Regions from separate parts of the Homo sapiens genome. Here all the other regions are linked to region 2. The links are chromatin contacts, found by Hi-C or POLR2A ChIA-PET in ENCODE. All regions are on one chromosome and are shown on one strand. The core of a region is the stretch at or near the end of the contact, and the rest is flanking DNA. Distances in the headings are between cores, read along the strand shown. Region 1 holds the start of STUB1 (STIP1 homology and U-box containing protein 1). Region 2 holds the start of NME4 (NME/NM23 nucleoside diphosphate kinase 4). Region 3 holds the start of CHTF18 (chromosome transmission fidelity factor 18).

Region 1 (4,445 bases), core at 1-2,500, 280 kb before region 2:
GGAGTCGGTGATTCAGAATTATCCCAAGACAGGGCGGCCTGGGGTGAGGGTCCCACCTCTCACGCTCCGCGGCAATGAGCCTGGAGAGGTAGGAGTGCAGCTCGCTCTCCTGGTGGATGCGCCGCTCCTCAATGCTGTTCCAGCGCTTCTTCTTCGCGATTCGAAGAGCGCTGGGGATGTCGTCCCCGAAGTTCAGCCGCTGCTCCTTGGCCAGGCTGTAAGCTGGGGAACGGGGGCTTCACGTCACTCTCTGGCCAGTCCACCCGCCTGGCCCCAGAGGCCCCACAACCGGGCAGCTTGTCAGCCAACCTCGCTGCAGATTGGCGATGGCCTCATCATAGCTCTCCATCTCCAGCTGGCACTGCCCCAGGAAGAAGTGCGCCTTCACAGACTGCCCGTCCAGCTCCAGGGCGCGCCGGCAGTCGGCCAGGGCCTGCTCGTGCTGCTGCATCTTCAGGTAGCACAAGGCCCGGTTGGTGTAATACACGGCCACCAGCGGGTTCCGGGTCTAGGGACCAAGGCCGGGCCAGCCGCATGAGGGCGTAGGCTCAGCGTGCCCACTCTGACCCACGGCCCGTCCCAGCTTCTGCGCTCTGGCTAGAATCAAGAAACTAGGTTTCTCAGTTGTCAAAGCCCCTGGGTCCAAGGATCTGTGCACAGTGGAGTACTGGCTGAGCCTATCCGCTTGATTCCACTTGGTTTTGTAAAGTTTTCCAAATCTTTGGAGAGTCCGGGCTTAGGACCTGGGGTCCTCAAGGGTCGAGGGCCCCTGCCCTCCCCCCACCCGGCCGGCCTCCATCCAGCATCGCACCCTCGTTCTCCGGCACCCGGCGCTGGGCTCGAGAACCACGGCTGGGCTTTGGGAGCCGAGGACACGCCCCGAAGAGGAGCCAGACCCTCGGTGGGGCCGGCCGGGCCCGGGCCCGGCCCTCCCCGGTGCCACCGCCGCCGCCCTCCCCGCGCGGGCGCACTCACGATCGCGCGGCCGTAGCAGGCCGCCGCCTCCGGGTACTTTCGGCCCACGAACAGACGATTGCCCTGCTCCTTGAGCTCCTGCGCGCTCGGGCTCTTCTCGGGGCTTCCGCCGCCAGCGCCCAGCCGTGCGCCGCCCTCCTTCTCCTCCTTGCCCTTCATGGCGCCGCGCGGCACGGCCTGGGCTCCGCTCCCAAGCTCCGCGCCTCGCGGCCCAGCGCCCGCAGCCGGAGCCCCGCAGCCCGAGCCCGCGATCCGCTCGGGCCCGGCCCAGCTCCGCCGCCGGAACTTCCGGCCGGGGGCGGGACCAGCGGGGACGCACGCGTGGGGGCGAGTGGGGCCGCGCGTGCGCCCAACCAGCCTGGACGGGGACACTGGGCCCGCGACGTCGGGGGCTGGGAGGAACGCTCCAGTTCCCTGTCCCCGCGCTCTTAAGGGTGGGCGTTCGCGTAGGCCCTGGCCTGCCCTGCTGAGGTCTCTTCGGAACCCGCCTCGGCGGCGGCCGCCACACACATTCGACTTTCCCAGTGAGATGCCTCACTTGCTTCGCTGAGGGCGCGCTCCCGCAACAGCCTGTCCCGACCACCTGGGGTTCCGCCCCTGTCCCAACGCGCAGAGACCCCTCCCCCGGCAGCCGGCCCCATCCAGAGGCCCCGCCCCCAGCAGCCGGCCCCATCCGCAGAGGCCCCGCCCCCAGCAGCCGCCCAATCCAGAGGCCCCGCCCCCAGCCGCCGGCCCCATCAGCAGAGGCCCCGCCCCCAGCCCCATCCGCAGAGGCCCCGCCCCCAGCAACCGCCCAATCCAGAGGCCCCGCCCCCAGCACCCGGCCCCATCAGCAGAGGCCCCGCCCCCAGCCGCCGCCTCCCGCCCCTGCGCGTGAACGTAGCGGCTTCCCACGCGCTGTGGGGTGTGAGGACCCCAGTCGCTGGGCTGCCATTCTGGAGCGCCACGAGAGGTGCTACGGGCGAGCGCGAGCCCCCGAGGGCGGCTGGAAGCCCCGGACTGTTGGTAGAGTGGAAGGGGATAGAGATCGGTGGGGCGAGCGTCCTCCGTGGCCAGTCCTCCCCTCACCGCCCTTCCTCAGGTATCGGGAAGAGTTGCCAGCGGCCATCAGGGGCAGAGCAGAGAAGCATGTGACAGGGAGCTGGAGCGGCTGCTGGCCTGGCAGCTTGACTGTGAAGGGCGGCCCGCCCCGAGGGCAGGGCCTCCGTAGCGCGGGTCTTCATTGGGGCGTGGCATCGGCGGGGCGGGTGTCTCCAGTGGGGGCGGGGCCTCCCTGGTGGGTCCAGCACCCCAGGCACCCTGACCTGGCCTCCCACAGAGGGGCGCTTCCGGCCACGTCTGCAGCAGCTGGTGGCCACCAATCCCCCTGAGCTGGTTGTGCACTGTTCGACCGCCACCTTCTGCCTCCTGCCAGATGTGGGGGCTGCAGTCACCGAGCTGTGTGCCCTCTGCGGTGTGGGCCCACCACAGCCTCGGGTGAGTTGGGTGGGCACGACTTGGGTACATAGGCGTTCTTGTCTGTGAAGCGGGCAGTCTGGGCCCTTGCGTGTCGCTAGGAGCAGGAACCATAGGGCCCTGGGCTGCTGGGAGCAGGGTCTCCCAGAGCTTGTCCTGATGGGGTGTGTCTGGCTGCTTCTCCTCGCTGTTCACAGCAGTCCTGGCAGCTGGAGCTCCAGAGATGGAGGCCTTCATGTCAGATGAGGCGGTGGCCACAGTGCCCGGCTGGCCGGCCCCACAGTACACCCTCAGGTACTACCTGCTGTACCTGGGCCAGGTTCAAGAGCGGGCCACAGCTCTGAGCCAAGGGGAATGAACTGTGTGTGGGCAGGTTGGGGTGGCCCGTGCCCCTGGGCCTGAGTCCGTGTGCCCCTCCCTAGCCAGTGCCTCAGGACAGTGGACTCCCTACCTAGTGGAGACAGCACTGTGGACCTGGGCTGTGGGGCAGAGGCTGTGCCCAGACCTGCTGCCCAACCTTGGCCCCAGCCTGGCCACCCACGAGGATGCTAGGCCAGCCAAGAAGCATGGAACCCAGGCCGAGTAAACTTGGCCATGGCCCAGGCCTGCTCACCTGCCACAGAACCTCAGGCCTCCGGGTCTCACTGGACGGCAGGGAGGCTGAAGAGGAGGCTGGCCACTACGGGAGCTCAATAAACACTTCCCAAACTCACGCCTGATCACACACCCGGCCTGACCACACACCTGGCCTGACCACACGCCCGGCCCCCAGCCATCCCGCGTGCCCCCAGCTCCCACAGACACAGCACCTGTGGCCCAGGAACAACTCCCACGCCTGACCCCAGGTGCAGAGATGCACAAGGAGGGAAGTCCAGGCCCCCGTGGTGGGGAGGGCCGTCGCGGTCTGTGCAGCAGGTGTGGGGGCCCTGACGAGTCTCCAGAGCCCGGGACAGCCCCCTGGTGCTGTGTAAAATATTTATTAATTATCCAAAAAGGCTCAGACCGCAAGTCCTGGGAGTGGGGGGTGGGTGGCTGGGACAGGGCCTCCTTTGAGGCCACCCACACCCAAGGGGCACAGCAGCCCTGAGACGTCCGTTCACAAAGGGCAGACGTGAAGGCCCCTGGTGGGCGGCCACCACATGCCCGAGCCCTGGCCTGTGCAGCCTCAGGTAGCCGGTCAGGGCGGTGGGGGGATGTGGGCGCCCAGCAGGTCGTAGGCGAAGACGTTCCAGAAGACGGCGAAGAGCAGGAAGGTGCCGTAGGCCAGCAGCACCACCCACCAGCCGCACTGGTCCCGCAGGCGCTCCTCGTAGCTCCGCAGGATGGTCAGGCCCATGCTCACCCCCACCACCGCGCCTGCCAGGTGCGCCATGAAGCTGGGCTGTGGGCCCGAGGCGGGCAGCGGCGGGGAGAAGCGCAGCCACACGGCCCGGCCCACCTCGGAGCTCACTGCAGAGGGACGCGGCAGGTGGGAGGTGCCCTGGCTGCAGGCTGAGAGGCCCCCCGGCCCTCCCCCCGGCCCCTACTCACTGCACACCAAGGCCAGCACCATCCTCAGCAACTTGTAGGGACATCTCATCCCAGCCCAGTTCTATGGGTGTGTGCAGACGAGAAGTGGTGAGGCTCACCTGGGGCCCCTCCCCACGCCCCCCACCGGGCAGGCCCGTTACCATGACAACGTTGGCCAGGTGTGCCGAGCACAGGGCGTAGACCCCGCCGGAGCCTCCCACCACCGGGGCCCGCATGTCGGTGATGGAGACGGTTAGGGAGCCTGTGTGAGCAAGCGGCGGGTGAGGGTGCAGCCGGCCAGGGCAGGGGGCGGGGGTGCGCGCCTGCCTCACCTGCCAGCACGCCTGCCAGGTAGAGCAGGCTGATGCGGAGCAGGCCGTGCACCATCTCCAGGGGCACCCCGATCATCAGCTGCAGGAGGGCGTTGAACCCCAGCTGCTCCAGCCTGGCCACAGGGAAGCAAACGGGTACGAAGGGTGGGGTCAGCCATCCGGCCCCACCCCCAG
Region 2 (4,666 bases), core at 1-2,500:
AGCCCACCCTGTGTCTGAGGTGAATGAGTGGCAGGGAACCAGGGAGAAACACACTTTCCCCACCAGGTGAGCCCTGGAAACACGGACAAAAAGGGGCCTGAAGATTGAAGAGGGAAGGTAGCAGGGTTCTGTCCGAGCCAGGAGACGGGGCCTGTGCTGCTGTGGAGTTTCAAGGCCTGTCGCTTCCAGACCCAGGGTCAGCGCTGAGCTCCGCCCCAGCCGTCCTCCTCTGGAGGGGACGCTGCCAGGGAAACAGAAGACGTCCTCACCTTCCTATAGTCCCAGGCTGCTCCAGAGCCAAGCTACCCTCCGGCATCGGGTCCCTGGTTTCCAGAGGAGCCCAGACCCTGTATGTCCCACAGAATCTGGACAGAGCCAAAGGGGCTCCGCCAGGCCAGGAGGAAAAGTTAACCCCAGCAGGCGGCTGAAGCCCACGGGAGGAAGACCCCCTGGTTGGTTTGTTCCCCCAAAACCCAGTTTGCAGGGCGCCTTGTGTAGCCTGGGGCTCTGCTGCGGCTGGTGCGGGCATTGCAGGCGGCGGCTCACTTTTCAGAGCCGATGGAGGGAGCCCTGGGACATGGATCGTCCTGTGAGGTGGCAGCTGGGGGGGCCGGGCAGCGGCGGGGCCGGGGACTTGGGGCCTGACGTCCCAGTCAGATTCTGGCCTAACTTGGCCTTCAGCGAACGCCCCAGCGGAGCGGCTCCCCCCACCCCCACCCCCCGACTCCCTCACCCCCCCACACCCCCACCCCCACCCCCCGACTCCCTCACCCCCCCACACCCCCACCCCCACCCCGGCCGGGAGACCCCCTCCCCGCCCAGTGCTGCAGCCGGCCTCTGCCTTCCTTGCGCTCCCGGGCCCTCGGTCGCCCCGGACCCGCCCAGGCTGCCAACTCGCCGGGCGCCTGCAGCCTGGGGCCTGGGGAGGCGAGAAGGAGCCGCAGAGCCGGACGGGCACTGGAGGGGCGTGCGGGTGCGAGCCGGCGCCTTCCCCAACTCGGACGGACCCCGCAGCCCGCGCCCCGAGGCCTCTGGGGGAGTCGGACCCCAGCCCGCACGTGCGCGCACAAAGGCCGAGCGGCGCGCGCCCCTTCCTCCCCTCCGCGTCCCCGCCGGGGCGCGCGGCCCCACTCACCCGAGCCGTGGCGCACTAGCAGGCTCGGGCCCGGGGCCCGCGGGCCGCAGCGCAGCCCCCGCAGCGCGGAGCGCCAGAAGAGGCCGCCCATGACGCCCGGCCCGCGGGCCGCTGTGAGCGCGAGGAGCGGGCGCGGAGGGCGGTGCCAGCCCGAGACCCGCCCCCGCCCGCCCGGGAGCCCCCCGCCGCCCCGGAGCCCCCCGCCGCCCCGGACCCCCGTGGCCCGGCGCTCACGGGGGAAATGTTCAACGCCAATTTCTGTTAAAAATCAGAAGAAAAAACAAAATAATAATGAATCCTTCTCGAATTGCATTCGTCTTTACACCGACGCAACCGTTAACTATCGTTTTAACGCTTTCCCACGGAGGAAGGCCCACTCGGGAGGCTGAGGCAGGAGGATCGCGTGAGCCCAGGAGATTGAGGCTGCAGTGAGCTGTGACTGCACCGCTGCACTCCAGCCTGAGCAATAGAGCAAGACTCTGTCTCAAAAATAAATTCACGGACCAAAAGGAGGTCTAGAAGCCCTGGTCTGAGCCCCCTCCAATGGAGGGTGAAATTCCCACGTGAGCCCCAGGGCGGGAGAAGGAGGCGCTCCGGAGACGCTGACTCTGCGGCCAGGACGAGTAGGCGGGACTACAGACCCGCGCCACCACAACCAGCTAATATTTTAATTTTTTGTAGAGATGGGGCCTCCCTATGTTGCCCATGCTGGTCTCAAACTCCTGGGATCAAGAAATCCTCCTGCCTTGGCTTCCCAAGGTGCTGGGATTACAGATGTGAGCCTGGTCTGTGAATTTGAATGGGGAAAAATCCGACCTTTATTCTCAAATGGCCTCTGATGTGACTGCATTCCTCTAATTCATTCAATTGCGGATATAAGGAAGAAGCCACATTCATAGTTGCAGGGCCTGTGACTTTGTCACCAACAGAATTCACAGGTACGGTAATATTTGGGTAGATAGCACAGCATGCTACTATTTGAAATGGTTAGGTCTCCCACTGCTAGAACTTACTTAATGAGTCTTGAAAAAGCCTGTTCTTTTTGCTGCTATTGTGAATGGAATTGTTTTCTTATTTGAATTGTCCATTGCAAGTGTATAACAGACAATTGAGGTTTGTTTGTTTTCAGACAGAGTGTCGCTCTTGTTGCCCAGGCTGGAGTGCAATAATGGCATATCTCTGCTCACTGCAGCCTCCGCCTCCCAGGTTCAAGCAGTTATCCTGCCTCAGGCTCCCGAGTAGATGGAATTACAGGAGCTTGCCACCACACCTGGCTGGTGTTTTTTTTTATTTTTAGTAGAGACGGGGTTTCGCCATGTTGGCCAGGCTGGTCTCAAACTCGTGGCCTCAGGTGATCCACCCGCCTTGGCCTCCCAAAGGGCTGGGATTACAGGCGTGAGCCACCACGCCTGGCCAACAATTGAGCTTTGTGTATTGATCTTGTATCCTGCAAGCCTTCCAAATGCATTTATTAGTTCTAATAGTTTTTAATTAATTCCTTGGGAATTTCTTTGTATAAGATTGTGTCATATGGAGCGGGGCACACTGGCTCATGTCTGTAATCCCAGCACTTTGGGAGCCCGAGGCGAGCGGATCACGAGGTCAGGAGTTCAAGACCAGCCTGGTCAACGTGGTGAAACCCCGTCTCTACTAAAAATACAAAAATTAGCTGGACATGGTGGTGCATGCCTGTAATCCCAGCTACTCAGGAGGCTGAGGCAGGAGAATGGCTTGAACCCAGGAGGTGGAGCTCACAATGAGCCGAGAGCATGCCACTGCACTCCAGCCTGGGCAACAGAGCAAGACTCTGTCTCAAAAAAAAAAAAAAAAAGAAAAGAAAAAACATCATGTCATATGGGAATAGAGACGGTTTCAGTTCTTTCTTTCCAATCTGAATGCCTTTTATTTTATTTTCTTGTCTAGTTGCTCTGACTAGAATTTGCAGTACTATGGTATAAAGAAGTGACTTTCTTTCTTTTTAGAGGCTGGACTCTTGCTCAGGCCTATTATCCCAACAATTTGGGAAGCTGAGGCAGGAGGATCACATAAGCCCAGGAGTTTGAGACTAGCCAGGGCAATATAGCAAGACCCTGTCTCTTGAAAAAAAATAGTAAATAAACAAAAAATATATGAGTGAAGTGTATAGTATGTCAATTGTATCCCAATAAAGCTATTGCAAAAAGGAAAAAGCAGATATTACTATAGCGTACTCTGTTTTTTTTTTGAGACGAAGTCTCACTCTGTCACCCAGGTTGGAGTGCAGTGGCGCGATCTCGGCTCACTGCAAGCTCCGCCTCCCGGGTTCACGCCATCCTCCTGCCTCAGCCTCCAGCTGGGACTATAGGCGCCTGCCACCACGCCTGGCTAATTTTTTTTTTTTTTTGTATTTTTAGTAGAGACGGGGTTTCACCATGTTAGCCAGGATGGTCTCGATCTCCTGACCTTGTGATCTGCCCGCCTCAGCCTCCCAAAGTGCTGGGATTACAGGCATGAGCCACCGCGCCCGGCCACTATATCGTACATTTTTTAATGTTTTATTTTTGTTTTTTTAGCAACAGGGTCTCGTTCTGTCACCTGGGCTGGAGTGCAGTGGTGCAGTCATAGCTCAACTGCAGCCTTCACCTCCCAGCCTCAAGCGATCCTCCTGCCTCAGCCTCCCCAGTAACTAGGAAAACAGGCCTGAGCCACCGCACTTGGCCTAAAATATTTTGTTTTTGTTTTTGTTTTTGTTTTTGAGATGGAGTCTCACTCTGTTGCCAGGCTGGAGTGCAGTGGTGTAATCCTGGCTCACTGCAACCTCCGCCTCCCAATTCAAGCGATTCTCCTGCCTCAGCCTCCTGAGTAGCTGAGATTACAGGCACGCGCCACCACACCCGGCTAATTTTTGTTTTTTAGTAGAGATGGGGTTTCACCATGTTGGCCAGGATGGTCTCGATCTCTTGACCTTGTGATCAACCCGCCTTGGCCTCCCAAAGTGATGGGATTACGGGTGTGAGCCACCACGCCCCGCTGCCTAAAATATTTTGTTTGTTTGTTGGTGAGACATCGTCTTACTCTGTTGCCCAGGCTGGAGTGCAAGGGCATGATCTCAGCTCACTGCAACCCCCACCTCCTGGGTTCAAGCAATTCTCCTGCCTCAGCCTCCCGAGTAGCTGGGATTACAGGTGCTCGCCACCACACCCAGCTAATTTTTTGTATTCTTAGTATAGACAGGGTTTCGCCATGTTGGCCAGTCTGGTCTCGAACTCCTGACCTCAGGCGATACACCCACCGCAGCTTCCTAAAGTGCTGGGATTACAGGTGTGAGCCACTGCGCCCGGCCTGGCCTACAATATTTTGATAATTTATTTCAGTATAGTTTTTTATATTTTTATTTCCTTGTATTTTATTTTGCACATTAAAAACATGCTGAGACTGGGCGCAGTGGCTCGCGCCTGTCATCCCAGCACTTTAGGAAGCTGCGGTGGGTGTATCGCCTGAGGTCAGGAGTTCGAGACCAGACTGGCCGACATGGCGAAACCCTGTCTATAC
Region 3 (3,127 bases), core at 628-3,127, 390 kb before region 2:
ACAACTCGCAGGGACCATGCCAACCCACACGCTAGGAGCTAGGAGTTGGTGCAAGAGCCAACAAGGGTCCCCAGGGCGGAAGGGCCAACCAAGTCACCTGTGCAGGGTGTCTGAAAGCTTCTGGGCCTCCTGAAGCAGCCGCTCCCGCCGCTGTGCAAACAACAGGCTGGAATCAGGAGGGCTCAGGCGGCCCCGCCACCGCCCCCCAGCAAACCCGCAGCCCCTACCTCGCCGTCGACCTGCTTCTTCAGGGAGGCTAAGGACACACCCAGCAGGTCCAGCTGGCCACCGCCTCGCCATGGGACGTGGAGGAGAGAGCCCTGTGGGGAAGGGAGGACAATTGCCTCTGGGCCCCTCCTAGGTCACAGGATTCACGTCAGCCCCCATCAGTGCTCAGGGACCCGGGTGGGACAACCCCAGTAAGCTGGCCAGTGAGGGGTGGGAGACTGGACAGGGGTGCCAAAGGAATGAAGCCATCCAGATGGGTCAGCTGCAAAGGGAAATTGGGGGCAGCTTTAGGAGAAAGGAGGAAAGGGCAAAAGCAGGAGGGGAAGCAAGGAGGCCCTCTCCACCCGAGGCCATACAAACAGGCTGGACAGCAACCTGCTGTGGGGAGGCTGTGTCCTCTAAGTCTACGCCCCATGACGCAGCCTCCCCCTCTGCACCCCTGGGGCTCTGCACAGGACCCGCTTTAAGCAAATGGCAGGGGTGAGGGGCTCCAAGGACCCTTTCCTGAGCAGCACTGGCCCACCCACCGTGCAGGAAGGCCACAGCCACGCACCTGCACCCCCGGGGCCATGGGGTCAGCACGCAGCACCAGATAAGCCCGGACGCCCTCCGTGGATGTCACGTGGACGTAGTCCTCCAAGATGGGGGGCCGCCTCAGGACGGGATTGCGGGCAGCTGGTGAGGCCCGTGTGAGACCCACGTCGGCAGCAGCTTCTGAGACTCTGGAGAGAGACCGGGGCTCAGTGGCAGAAACTCAAGCGTGGGGTCACCCTTGGATATGGGTGTCCGAGACTGCTCTCAGCCATGGAACCCTCCCCACCCCCCAGGCCTCATCCAGGGCACGGGATGGGCTCCATCTGAGTCCCACTGGACAGATGGGATGGGACGCCCATGTCCAAGCCACACACCCGTGGCCCCAAAGCTCTGCGAGGTCCTCAGGGCTCGGCGGCGGGGTGATGTCCGTCGGCGAGGAGTCGGGAGGGGGCGGCTCCTCCATCTCCTCCGATCTGAAGTTCAGCCTCTTGACCACCTGCAGCCTAGGCCGTTTGATCCTGGGGGCTGGGGGAGACACATGCAGGGAACCAGAGGCCTCCTCAGCCTCGCGCCCACTCCGGAGGCCCTGGGGCAATGCCGCCAACCTACCGTGGGGCAGGGACCCGGCCGGCTGCAGGTCGGCGTCCACCTGCCTCTTCCTGGCGCCGCCCTGGCTGCTGCCCACAGATGCGGCTGGGGCGGGACTGGAGGCCGCGTCCCCTCTGGCAAGGGCCTCCTCGAACGTCCGCGGGGGTCGGCCCGCGGTGAACAGGGGGACCCCGGAGGGCGACGGAGTCGACGCCCCTGCTGGGAGAGGAGATTGTCAGCGGCCGCCCCGAGACAGCAGATCCCGCCAGCGGCGACGTGGAGGCCCCTTCGGCCCCCGGCACGCCCTCCCCGAGGTCGCCACTGTCCCGGCTTTCGCAGCTCCTCCCCAACGGCCGGGGGCCGCGCCCCACCTTCCAGCTCTGCCAGCACCTCCAGCTCGGCCGCGAACTGGTTGTGGAAATCATCCTCGACGCCGCACAGCTCCTGCTCGTAGTCCTCCATACCGTCCGCGAGCCCGAGCTCCCGCTCCGAACCTCCCGCGCCGCCGCCGCCGTCGCGCACTGCCCGCCCCGAGCGTGCCGGGCGCCGCCAATCAGCAGCCGGCGTGCCCGGCGGCGCGCGCCATTGGTTGGCGTGGCGGAGGCGGGGCTGCGCGAGGGGTGGGCGGGGCGAGTTCCTGCTCCGCAGCCCCCGCGTCCTGTCCTGGGGAGCTCGCCATTGGCCGCCGCAGCCGCCCTTCCGCGGCGGGGGCGGGCCGGGGGCGGGCCGGGGGGGGGGGCGGGGCTGCGCGCGCAGCGGTGCAGGGCGGAAGCGCTGCCAGGCGTCCGGAGCGGAGCTTCCAGGGTCTCTGGGTCGCCAGCGCGCGGGCGCGCGGCTGGAGCCGGCGCCGGGCACGGCATCGGGGGCCTGGACTGCACGGCCCGGCAGCAGGTTGGTCTTGGCGTGGGCGTGGGCGCGGGAGGGGCTCGGAGCCAGGGTCGGCCTGCCCACCGGGCCTGTGCGGGGCGCGGGTCTGCGCGGACTGCGGGGAGCGAGGAGGCCCCAGCCCTAACCCGCGCTGCGGGCAGACCTGGCTGCCGGGCCTGGTAGTGCTGCAGCCCCTCCCCGCCCCCACCGTCGGGCAGAGGCATTCACGTGCATCCCCTGGAGGGGAGGGTCTGTGGGGAGGATCTGTGGGGCAGGTTTGGAACGGGCTCTTTCTCCAGGCTTAGGTCAGGCAGGGCCCTTCAGGTCAGCCCGGAGCAGGCTGACTCCTTGACTCCCCAGCTGACGCCCTGGGGACTGATCTCGGGGACTGAGGATGCAGGTGCACAGTAGGGCTGCGGACCCGGCTCGGTGGCTTCGCACCGGAGCCCGGGTGGGGCGGTGCGGGTACCTCTGTATGCTGGGCTGGGGGCGCACCACGTGCTCACAGCACACGCACCCACGCGTGGCTCGGCAGGCCGGCCATGGAGCCAGGCAGCGTGGAGAACCTGTCCATCGTGTACCGGAGCCGCGACTTCCTGGTGGTCAACAAGCACTGGGACGTTCGCATTGACAGCAAGGCGTGGCGGGAGACTCTGACCCTGCAGAAGCAGCTGCGGTACCGCTTTCCCGAGCTGGCCGACCCTGACACCTGCTACGGGTTCAGGTAGGGGGGGCGGCCGGAGCCCCACGGTGGCGTCTGTGGAGGAAAGTGGCTCAGACTCTGGACTCTGTCCCACTCCAGGTTCTGCCACCAGCTGGATTTCTCCACCAGCGGGGCGCTGTGCGTGGCCCTAAACAAGGCAGCCGCCGGCAGCGCGTACAGGTGCTTCAAGGAGCGGCGCGTGACCAA

Evidence for each region. Hi-C counts contacts between places; a loop is a spot of excess contacts on that map. ChIA-PET counts read pairs that join two places held with the same protein, here RNA polymerase II (POLR2A). Pooled maps may share reads with other maps.
Region 1: a loop to region 2 is called in a map of K562, with 6 times the contacts of the local background. The contact joins the promoter of STUB1 here to the promoter of NME4 in region 2. A Hi-C loop is called at or near these places in 20 of 168 maps with a recorded cell type or tissue (A673, B cell, CD4-positive, alpha-beta memory T cell and 14 more), 29 of 37 single-sample maps with no recorded cell type and 33 of 50 pooled maps. POLR2A ChIA-PET finds 5 or more read pairs at or near these places in 8 of 52 experiments (A673, B cell, GM12878 and 5 more).
Region 3: a pooled map shows a loop between it and region 2 (20-fold over the local background). The contact joins the promoter of CHTF18 here to the promoter of NME4 in region 2. A Hi-C loop is called at or near these places in 6 of 37 single-sample maps with no recorded cell type and 9 of 50 pooled maps. POLR2A ChIA-PET finds 5 or more read pairs at or near these places in 1 of 52 experiments (A673).

The regions. Positions count from the first base shown.
Region 1 is chr16:677,215-681,659 of GRCh38, reverse strand. STUB1 (STIP1 homology and U-box containing protein 1) reads right to left here and starts at 1,250. Exons shown (of 7, transcript NM_005861.4): 1 at 976-1,250; 2 at 310-508; 3 at 57-222. The coding sequence starts at 1,134. It overlaps RHBDL1 (rhomboid like 1), which reads right to left. Exons shown (of 8, transcript NM_001278720.2): 5 at 4,272-4,384; 6 at 4,101-4,201; 7 at 3,961-4,021; 8 at 3,392-3,879. The coding sequence ends at 3,608. It also overlaps the pseudogene STUB1-DT. RefSeq lists enhancers at 1-471, 442-491 and silencers at 1,172-1,381, 1,662-1,771.
Region 2 is chr16:393,783-398,448 of GRCh38, reverse strand. NME4 (NME/NM23 nucleoside diphosphate kinase 4) reads right to left here and starts at 1,250. Exons shown (of 5, transcript NM_005009.3): 1 at 1,136-1,250. The coding sequence starts at 1,226. RefSeq lists silencers at 620-689, 830-1,319 and an enhancer at 1,610-1,659.
Region 3 is chr16:787,370-790,496 of GRCh38, reverse strand. CHTF18 (chromosome transmission fidelity factor 18) reads right to left here and starts at 1,877. Exons shown (of 22, transcript NM_022092.3): 1 at 1,722-1,877; 2 at 1,372-1,566; 3 at 1,137-1,287; 4 at 782-950; 5 at 228-320; 6 at 98-150. The coding sequence starts at 1,812. RPUSD1 (RNA pseudouridine synthase domain containing 1) reads left to right here and starts at 2,116. Exons shown (of 6, transcript NM_058192.3): 1 at 2,116-2,241; 2 at 2,753-2,941; 3 at 3,020-3,127. The coding sequence starts at 2,760. RefSeq lists silencers at 1,584-1,643, 1,824-2,283, 2,304-2,393 and an enhancer at 2,843-3,127.